Linked DNA regions of Homo sapiens: region 2 is linked to region 1. Evidence: chromatin loops called from intact Hi-C (ENCODE). Cell type or tissue: PC-9. All regions are shown on one strand.

Evidence for each region. Hi-C counts contacts between places; a loop is a spot of excess contacts. Peaks named below come from ENCODE experiments on the same cell type or tissue, not always from the same donor. Only the 100,000 strongest peaks of a DNase experiment are listed, where the experiment ranks them.
Region 2: a loop joins it to region 1, with 3 times the contacts of the local background. A loop is called at or near these places in 4 of 110 quality-filtered maps.

The regions. Positions count from the first base shown.
Region 1 is chr2:85,162,576-85,167,575 of GRCh38, reverse strand. The region is part of intron 3 of TCF7L1 (transcription factor 7 like 1); the gene reads right to left. Among named protein-coding and RNA genes, the nearest start is that of TCF7L1-IT1, 21 kb to the left of the region's middle. RefSeq lists an enhancer at 4,167-4,666. In PC-9, no CTCF peak of the experiment used is centred here; no DNase peak of the experiment used is centred here.
Region 2 is chr2:85,220,358-85,225,357 of GRCh38, reverse strand. All of the region lies in intron 3 of TCF7L1 (transcription factor 7 like 1), which reads right to left. Among named protein-coding and RNA genes, the nearest start is that of TCF7L1-IT1, 36 kb to the right of the region's middle. In PC-9, no CTCF peak of the experiment used is centred here; a DNase peak (open chromatin) is centred at 2,317.

The sequences.
Region 1 (5,000 bases):
TTTTAAAAAGCTGAATGATATTCCATTGCGTGCAGAGCCCACATTTCCTTTAGCCATCCATCTGTCGACGGATACTCAGGTTGTTTCTGTAACTTGGCTATTGTGAATAGTGCTGCAGTGAATGTGGGGGTACAGATCGTCTCTTTGACAGTGATTTCACAATTTTTTTGGATATATACCCAGTAATGAGATTGCTGAATCATATAATTCTTTAATTTTTAATTAATTTTTTGTTTTTTGAAGAACCTCTATACTGTTTTCCATAGTGGTTGCACTCAACACTTGCTCTTGGGAGCTGGTCTTGTACCATGTGCTAGCCCCTTACCCCCCAGCCAGTCCCACATTGCTGGAATCAGCCAGGAGAAAAGGTAGGGTGGGAGAATGATACTTGCAGGTGTAGAGTAGGCGTTATCTCTGACTATAAAGGTAAGTACTTAGCTGAAAACTTTAACCAAGGAAACTGGAAGAAATGGCAAACGAAAAATAAAAATAGAAATACATGCACCAAAATTAGCCGGGTGTGGTGGCCGGCGCCTGTAGTCCCAGCTACTCGGGAGGCTGAGGCGGGAGAATGGCGTGAACCCAGGAGGCAGAGCTTGCAGTGAGCCGAGATCACGTCAGTGCACTCCAGCCTGGGCGACAGAGCAAGACTCCGTCTGAAAAAAGAAAAAAATACACGCACCAGCATTGCCAGATATCTAAAACCATAAAACCCAGACACAGTATGAACATTATTATCTTTTGTGGTTGGAGAATGTAGCTTTCCACTTAATCAGATGTCCTGGTCAACTGAGAGGTGCTAAAGAGACAATCAACCCATGACCAGCTTTGGGACAAAACCACCACCTTAGTTTTTGAGTGTGCTCTGGGATTTGTATCAAATGCCTTCCCATCTACTGTGGTAATCGGATCTCACATTATAGGCTGTAGGAAGCCATGCCCAGCAGTGATGTCCGATCTGACTGTACTCAGCACAGTCAGTTCCAGTGTGCATGGGAAGGATAGGGCAGGGCTCCTGGGTACCCCCATGCCCACCAGGCTAAGACCTTACCCTACAACCCTTACCACGCCACCCAGGTCTAGTCAGGGCATCTCTATTTATTCCTGACCTGTCCCCTCATTGCCTATGAGGCCTGGAGCTCTTCTCTGAACCCCTGAGGACTCAGCTGGTGCCCTTGTGCCCTGCCCCTCACTCACATTATTCCTGCTCTCCAGCCCAGAGAAACATACTCTGCTCCCAAGGTCTAGCCCCAGAGTGCTTGTGCCTGTGAAGCAAGAGGCCACTGGCACCCAAGACTCCTGCTGCAGTGCTCCAGATCCAGGCTGAGCCCTGTAAATAATAGCCCACCTAGCACTGGACTCCAAATACTCTGGGGCTCAGCCCTACAGTCAAATCTCTACCTCCAGCCCCAAGGCTGACCAGACAGGTGACTCAGGAGGCAGATGTTACAACCACCACTGTGACCTGAGGCTAAAGGACAATTTAACAGAACTGATGCAAACTCACTGCCATTTGCCTCCCGATCAAGTTTTAAAATAAGTTCCATAAAACAGCTCTGTATCTGATTGTGGTGTTAGTTACACAAATTTATACATGGGATAAAACTGCATAGACCTGTCCACACAAACTACACACACACACAAAACATGAAGAATGGTGAGGGCTGAAGGTCTGTAGTCTAGTTAACAGTAATGTGTCAGTGTTGATGTTCTAGTTTTGATATTGAACTTCAGCTACATAAGATGACACCACTGGGGAAGCTGGAGGAAGTTCTCCCGAATCTTATGTCCTATTTTTGCAACCTAAGTCTATCATTATTTAAAAATAAGAATTAAAACAAAAAACAAACCAAGTTCCATAAACCTAATGATCTACAGCAGATTATTTTCACATCAACCAGGGCCCATGATCTGGCACCATACATGTTTTTCCAGGCCGCCCCAAACAGGTCTTCCAACCCCAGCTTTAGTGTTGTCATCCAACCAGCCTCAGCGTCTCCAACACACGCCACTCGGGCACTGGAACTTTGCACATTTCCAGAGTGACCCAGAAGGTCACGTCTCAAGGCAAGTAACTCTGGAAGGAGTGGGTATTTATTTTGCCTGCAGCTCCTCTCAGCCCCACTCACTTGAGACTGACTGGCCAGGGACAGGGACCAGCTTCCCAAGAAGGATCTAACAGGACTGGAGGGCAGATTTAAGGCTGGGCTTGTTCAAAAGCTTCTACCTAATCACCTAATCTCTGATGTCTTTGAAAAGAAGGCAAGCCGTAGTCTACACAGGCGCACATGTGTGCACACACACGGCAGCCTCAAGGAGCCAAAAAGAGGAGCTGTAAATTTAACTATTAATAAATCAAGCGATGGTCAAGACTGTAATCTAGAGTTATCTCCACTTACAGGATTTATTCACTGACTGGGAACAGGAAACAGTTACTATAAATGCAAACCAAGGATCCCTATCCTCTTCAATGCCACAGACCACTCCTTGGTAGGCTAGGGAAGCCCACAGAGGCCTCCACAGAATGATGCTAAATGCACAAATTAAATACACAGCATTGCAAAGGAAACCAATTACAGTAAAATGCAGTTATCAAAATATTTTATATTTTCCACCATGGTAATATTTAATTAACATATTAAATAAGACCTAGCAGCGAATCTCATAACAACCTTAATTCTGAAGTATTAAGAATTGCTAAGGATAACAGTATATCAAGACATTTACAATGACTCTACCACACTGTAAAAAATTAACTTTGCTTTCATGTACCTATAAATACATCGGTGTACTATGTACCCACAAACATTTTTTAAAAATGCACTTTGCAATTGCTACTGGTGACAGTCATGAGAACTGTTAATGTCCCTGTGGTTTATAGTCTACATTCATAATTGAAGAAAATGCCAATTTTCAGTTAGTGAAAATAAAATGTAATTTCTTTCCATTCAGGTTTTTGGAGCTTCCCTGAATTCTGTCTGTGGGTGGACTCCAGCTGAGAGCCTCTGACCCCAGCGGTTGATACAGAATAGCTACGGGAATGGAACGCCTCCTCCTCTCCATAACCCTGCCACTCCCCAACCTGTTCACTAATGAGATGTCCATTCCAAAGTAGCCTCGCTTTAAAACAAACCCCTCTTGTCCAAAGAGTTTTCACAATCCTCTCCAGCTGATGTTTAACACTGCCCCTGACCCCAGCCTTCATCTTAGGCAAGAGGGGCCCATCTCTCACAGTTCACCTCTCCCTTCAGCCACTGCTGCCACTGTGAGGAAATTAGGGGAATTATATTCATCTCTGGAGGAGCCTGAATGCAAACAATCATCCTCTGAGTGTACCCAGAAGCCAGGGAGCAGACGCCAGTCAGTGGGCAGGTTCGTGCTGAACGCTGACAGGCAACCAGCCCTGGGCTCCGGTGTTTTGAGCAATTTGAGGGTGAGAGTGGGTGTAAAGAAAAAAAAATATGCAGCTACCCGTTAAAGGCTGCAGTCAAAGTGGCCGGCTTGGAAGATATTTGTTATGGGTTGAATTGAATCCCCCTCATACACCCCCAACAAAAAAAGTTATGTTGGAGTCCTAACCCCCAGTACATCTCAGACGGTGACCTTATGTGGAGACAGGGTGTACTATGTATGTGTACTATGTGGAGACCCTGTCTCCACATAAGGAGATAATCAAGTTAAATGAGGTCATTACAGTAAGCCCTAATCCAATTGGACTGCTATCCTTATAAAAAGCAGGAACAGAGACAGACATCCACAGAGGGAAGACTGTTTGAATACACAGGGAGAAGGCAGCCCCCTACAAGCCAAGGAGAGAGGCCTGGAGCAGATCCCTCCCGCACAGCCTCAGAGGGAACCAACCCTGCCGACACCTTGATCTCAGACTTCCAGCCTCCAGAGCTGTGAGACAATGACTCTTTCTGTTGTTTAAGCCTCCTAGCATGCGGTACTTTGTTATGGCAGCCCTAACAAATTAATACAAAAATACAACATTCAAAATCAAACGTATGGCCTGAAACAAGGAAATCTTACTTTGGAGCTTATCACATCCTTTATGTTTGCCCACTGATCGATCTGAAATTAGATTCTGTTCGGAGTCTGCTTCTGGTCGGGCAGGAGGGATGGTCCGAGGTAGGTCTGTTGGATGATGTGACTGGGTGATGGAGGGGCATAGGGAATCCAGGAAAGAACTGCTGGCAACTCTACCACCAGCCCATGGTCTTATGGGGGAGGGGGGCCAATACCTCACTAGGCAGGGATCTGTTTAATCCTTTCATTCAGATATTCAGTGAGGAGCTTTCAACTAGAGCAGTGGTTTGCAAACTTGGCTGCATATTAGAAGCCCCTGGGGAGCTTTTAGAAAATTCCAGCAAAGCCTGAGCCCCACCCCAGACCAGTTGAATCAAAATCTTTGTGGGTGGAGGCTGGGCATGACCATTTCTAAAAAGCTCCCCAGATGATTCAAATGTGCAGCCAGGGTTGAGAGCCACTGGACCCTACGACCTTGGAGGGCCTTTCCTTCTCAGAATCCGGCGAGAGTGCATTTTGTGTTTATTTTAGTGGTTCTGGGGAGTGTGCTCTGGGGCTGCCTGGAGTCTGGTTTCCTACAGGTTCAGTCTACGGCGCCCTTTACTGGCTATGTGTGGATGAGTAATTCGGATGAACAGCGGGGAATGGTGGGAAAAAGGGAGCTGAAAAGGACTTTTCTCCCTTTCACTAAAACATCAATTCAGTAAGCTTGTGTTACAAAGCTCCTCCGTGCCAGCAGCTCAAAGGTGAACCAGAACCAAATGCCCAGACTTCTAGAAGCTCAGTCTCATTCCAGAAACAAACTGACAGCTGCTACACAAAACGGGGCGTACCACAACTCATGTCCTTATCAGTGTCCCTGCGGCAGAGGCTCAAACACCCCCAAGGCAACCGAAGGTGACCCCAGAGATGGTCTTAAAGGAGAAACAAGAATGTCTTCCATGGGGACTAAAGAATATCAGAAGGTTTGA
Region 2 (5,000 bases), 58 kb before region 1:
ATTTATAGATTCAATGCCATCCCCATCAAGCTACCACTGACTTTCTTCACAGAATTGGAAAAAACTACTTTAAATTTCATATGGAACCAAAAGAGCCGGCATAGGCAAGAAAATCCTAAGCAAAAAGAACAAAGCTGGAGGCATCATGCTACCTGACTTCAAATATACTACAAGGCTACAGTAACCAAAACAGCATGGTACTGGTACCAAAACAGAGATATAGACCAATGGAACAGAATAGAGGCCTCAGAAATAACACTGCACATCTACAACCATCTGATCTTTGACAAACCTGACAAAAATAAGCAATGGGGAAAGGATTCCCTATTTAATAAATGGTGCTGGGAAAACTGGCTAGCCATATGTAGAAAGCTAAAACTGGATCCCTTCCTAACACCTTACACAAAAATTAACTCAAGATGGATTAAAGACTTAAATGTAAGCCCTAAAACCATAAAAACCCTAGAAGAAAACCTAGGCAATACCATTCAGGACATAGGCATGGGCAAAGACTTCATGACTAAAACACCAAAAGCAATGGCAACAAAAGCCAAAATTGACAAATGGGATCTAATTAAAGAGCTTCTGCACAGCAAAAGATACTATCATCAGAGTGAACAGGCAACCTACAGAATAGGAGAAAATTTTTGCAATCTATCCATCTGACAAAGGACTAATATCCAGAATCTACAAAGAACTTAAACAAATTTACAAGAAAAAAACAAATGACCCCATCAAAAAGTGGGCAAAGGATATGAACAGATACTTCTCAAATGAAGACATTTATGCAGCCAACAGACATATGAAAAAATACTCATCATCACTGGTCATCAGAGAAATGCAAATCAAAAACACAATGAGATTTCTCATGCCAGTTAGAATGGCGATCATTAAAGTCAGGAAACAACAGGTGCTGGAGAGGGTGTGGAGAAATAGGAACACTTTTACATTGTTGGTGGGAGTGTAAATTAGTTCAACCATTGTGGAAGACAGTATGGCAATTCCTCAAGGATCTAGAACTAGAAATACCATTTGACCCAGCAATCCCATTACTGGGTATATACTCAAAGGATTATAAATCATGCTACTATAAAGACATATGCACATGTATGTTTACTGTGGCACTATTCACAATAGCAAAGACTTGGAACCGACCCAAATGTCCATCAATAATTGACTGGATAAAGAAAATGTGGCACATATACACCATGGAATACTATGCAGCTATAAAAAACGATGATTTCATGTCCTTTGGCAGGGACATGGATGAAGCTGGAAACCATCATTCTCAGCAAACTATCACAAGGACAGGAAACCAAACACTGCATGTCCTCACTCATAGGTGGGAGTTGAACAATGAGAACACATGGACACAGGGAGAGGAACATCACACACCAGGGCCTGTTGGGGAGTGGGGGCTGGGGGAGGGATAGTGTTAGGAGAAATACCTAATGTAAATGACAAGTTGATGGGTGCAGCAAACCAATATGGCACATGTATACCTATGTAACAAACCTGCACGTTGTGCACATGTATCCTAGAACTTAAAGTATAATAAAAAAAGGTAAAATAGGGACAAAGAACAGCAAGCACATACCTCATGGGAGGGTTGCTGTAGGGACTAAAGGTGTTCTTATTTGTAAAGTCCTAGAAAGTGTATGCCTTGCGGGGTTAAATCACTCATTCCCCCAATTTTTGCTGTGAGTGGTTGCTTTTGGGTACTTTTTGCTGGGTTTTGCAACTTTCTTCATCCTCCTTCTCATTCTCAGCACACCAGTATCTATCCAGCTCCACCTGGGGAAGCAGACACCCCATACATCCACCTCCAGCAGCTCACTTGATCAGGCCTTATTCCCTACCCTTGCCGGCCCCTCCCTCTAACCCCCCTTGGCTGTGGGGTCCTGCTCAGACACTCAACCATCCACCAAACACTCTAACTTCTACCTGGGATTCTGCCAGGTGAATAAAAATGAAATATTTAAAACCTTTTATTTTGTGGCCAGGTGTGGTGGCTCATGCCTGTAATCCCGGCACTTTGGGAGGCTAAGGCAAGAGGATCACTTGAGGCCAGGATTTCGAAACCTTGTCTCTACAAAAAATTTAGAAAAATTAGCAGGGCGTGATGGCACACACCTATAGTCCCAGCTACTCAGGAGGCTGAGGTGGGGGGATTGCTTGGGCCCAGGAGTTTGAAGCTACAGTGAGCTATGATTGCACCAGTGCACTCTAGCCTAGGCGACTGAGTGAGATTCCATCTCAAAAACAAACCATTTTGGAAAATTTCCAATGTACACAAAAGTAGAGAGAACAATATAATGAATCTGGTTAAGCCACCACCAGGTTCTGCAATTACTAGCTCATGGCCCGTCTCCATTCATCCATCCCCCACCCACTCCTTGCTCATCCACCCCTAAGCCCAAGACTATTTCGAAACAGAGCCCAGATAGCCTATCACTTCATTGGTAAATATTTCTGTGTGTTATCTCTAGAAAGCAGAAAATTTTTTAAAATCCTAAAAAATGTTTTTAAGGGTTAACAATAATTTTCTAATATTATGTCTTACAAATAATTTTTCCCTACAGTTTATTCCAATCAGGATCCAATGCATGGTCCATACATTTGCTATTGGTCAATTTATGTCTTTTATTCTTTTTTAAAGCCTTTAATCTTTTTTTTTTTTTTTTTTTTGAGATGGGGTCTCACTCTGTCACCCAGGCTGGAGTGCAGCAGTGCAATCTAGGCTCACTGCAGCCTCTGCCTCCCTGGCTCAAGCAATCCTCACAACTCAGCCTCCCAAGTAGCTGGGACGACAGGTGCATACCCCTGTGCCGGGCTAATTTTTTGTATTTTTGGTGGAGACAGGGATTTCACCATGTTGCCCAGGCTGGCCTTGAACTCCTGAGCTCAAGCAATCCACACCGTGGCCTCCCAAAGTGCTGGGATTACAGGCGTGAACCACCACGCCTGGCCAAGCCTTTAGTGTTTTTTTTTTTGTTTGTTTGTTTGTTTTTTTTTTTGAGATGGAGTCTCACTCTTGCTGCCCAGGCTGGAGTGCAATGGCCAATCTCGGCTCACTGCAACCTCCACCTTCTGGTTTCAAGCGATTCTCCTGCCTCAGCCTCCCAAGTAGCTGGGATTACAGGCGTGCGCCACCACGCCCGCTTAATTTTGTATTTTTAGTAGAGACGAGGTTTCACCATGTTGGTCAGGCTGGTCTCGAACTCCTGACCTCAGGTGATCCACCCTCCTCGGCCTCCAGAAGTGCTGGGATTATAGGCATGAGCCACCGCATCTGGCCACCTTTAGTCTTTTATAGCCTTTTAATCTTTAGGAGTCTTTCTCTTTCCCTATTTCCACCCTGCCCACGCCTCCTGTATTATTCGTGGAGGAAACCAAGTTATTGTTCCTGTAGTTTTTTTTTTTTTTAAGTCTGGATTTTGCTAATCATATCCTCATGGTGTCAATCTAACATGTTCTTCTGAATTGTATTTCTGGTAAATTAATAATTAGATCTAGAGGCTTGATCAAATTCAGGTTCAATGTTATTTTACTTTATTTTATTTAGGGGAGAGGGAATGCCATGGTTTGAATATGTCCCCCAAAGTTCATGTTTTGCAAACTTAATGCATAATGCAACAGTGTTGAGAAGTGGAAACTTTAAGAGGTGATTAGGTTATGAGGGCTGTGCCCTCATAAATGTATTAATGCCCTTATTGTGGGAGTGGGTTCCTGATTAAAGTATGAGTTTGCCCCCCATCCCCCATTCTGCCGTCTTGTGCACACACAGGCGTACTCTCTTGCCTTTCTGCTATAGGACGATGCAGTAAGAAGGCCTGCACCAGATGCTGAGCAGATGTCGGCACTATGCCCTTGGACTTCCCAGCCTCCTTAACTGTGAGCCAAGTAAATATCTTTCCTTTATAAATTACCCAGTTTGTGGTGTGCTGTTACAGCAACACAAAATGAACTAAGACAGGAAACAAGACTATTTCTTCTTCATTTATTAGCTGAAATACTTCTGTAAAGAAAAACTTTCCTCAACTAGTGGCCCAGTGGCAAACAGCACACAGCACAGGCAGGACAAATGCGTGATTCTTTCTATTAACATATTGAAAATAATGACTCAGCTCCCTGTTGTCCTCCAAAGGAGACCAGTGTTGTGTTTATTTTGTTGTGTTTTCTTGGTGTCAGCGTGAACTTAAGGATTTTAATAAATATAATATATTCTTGATGATCTAATTATTTCATCTTTTCCGTCTTACTCAGTTTGGCTGCTGAGTCCTTCCGACCTAGCAGCCCTAGTACCTGAGTGCGTAACAATAGACTTGGGTCTCTAATGGTCTTCAATAGCTTTCATGCTTTCTTGTATAACAATATATTCTAGGCTAACTTCATACATCGAATCAGCTCCTTCTCCCAGGAGCCTGGTTTTATTTTAACTGGGAAATGGGATTTGGTGAATATAATCTGAGCACTGGAGCTGGTCAGTGCTATTGAGATAATCATTGTTTCTAATCTTTTCCAGTGGATAGAGCTACAAAATATATATTCTCTCTCTTTTAAGCACCAAAATAACTTTCAAAATAAGCTTTAATTTTAAAAGGAAAACTAAATTATTTATTCCCACTTTTCTGAAGTTTTAAAAATGTTGTTTATAGTTATGGAATAAACTATCATCTAGTTATAAAACTATAGGCTGGGTGCAGTGGCTCATGCCTGTAATCCCAGCACTTTGGGAGGCTGAGGTGGGTAGAGAACGAGGTCAAGAGATCGAGACCATCCTGGCCAACATGGTGAAACCCTGTCTCTATCAAAAATACAAAAGTTAGCTGGGCATGGAGGCGCGTGCCTGTAGTCCAAGCTGCTCGGAAGGCTGAGGCAGGAGAATCGCTTCAACCTGGGAGGAGGTTGCAGTGAGCTGACATTGCGCCACTGTACTCCAGCCTGGGTGACAGTGAGACTCCATCTCAAAAAATATATATACATATATATATATTTTT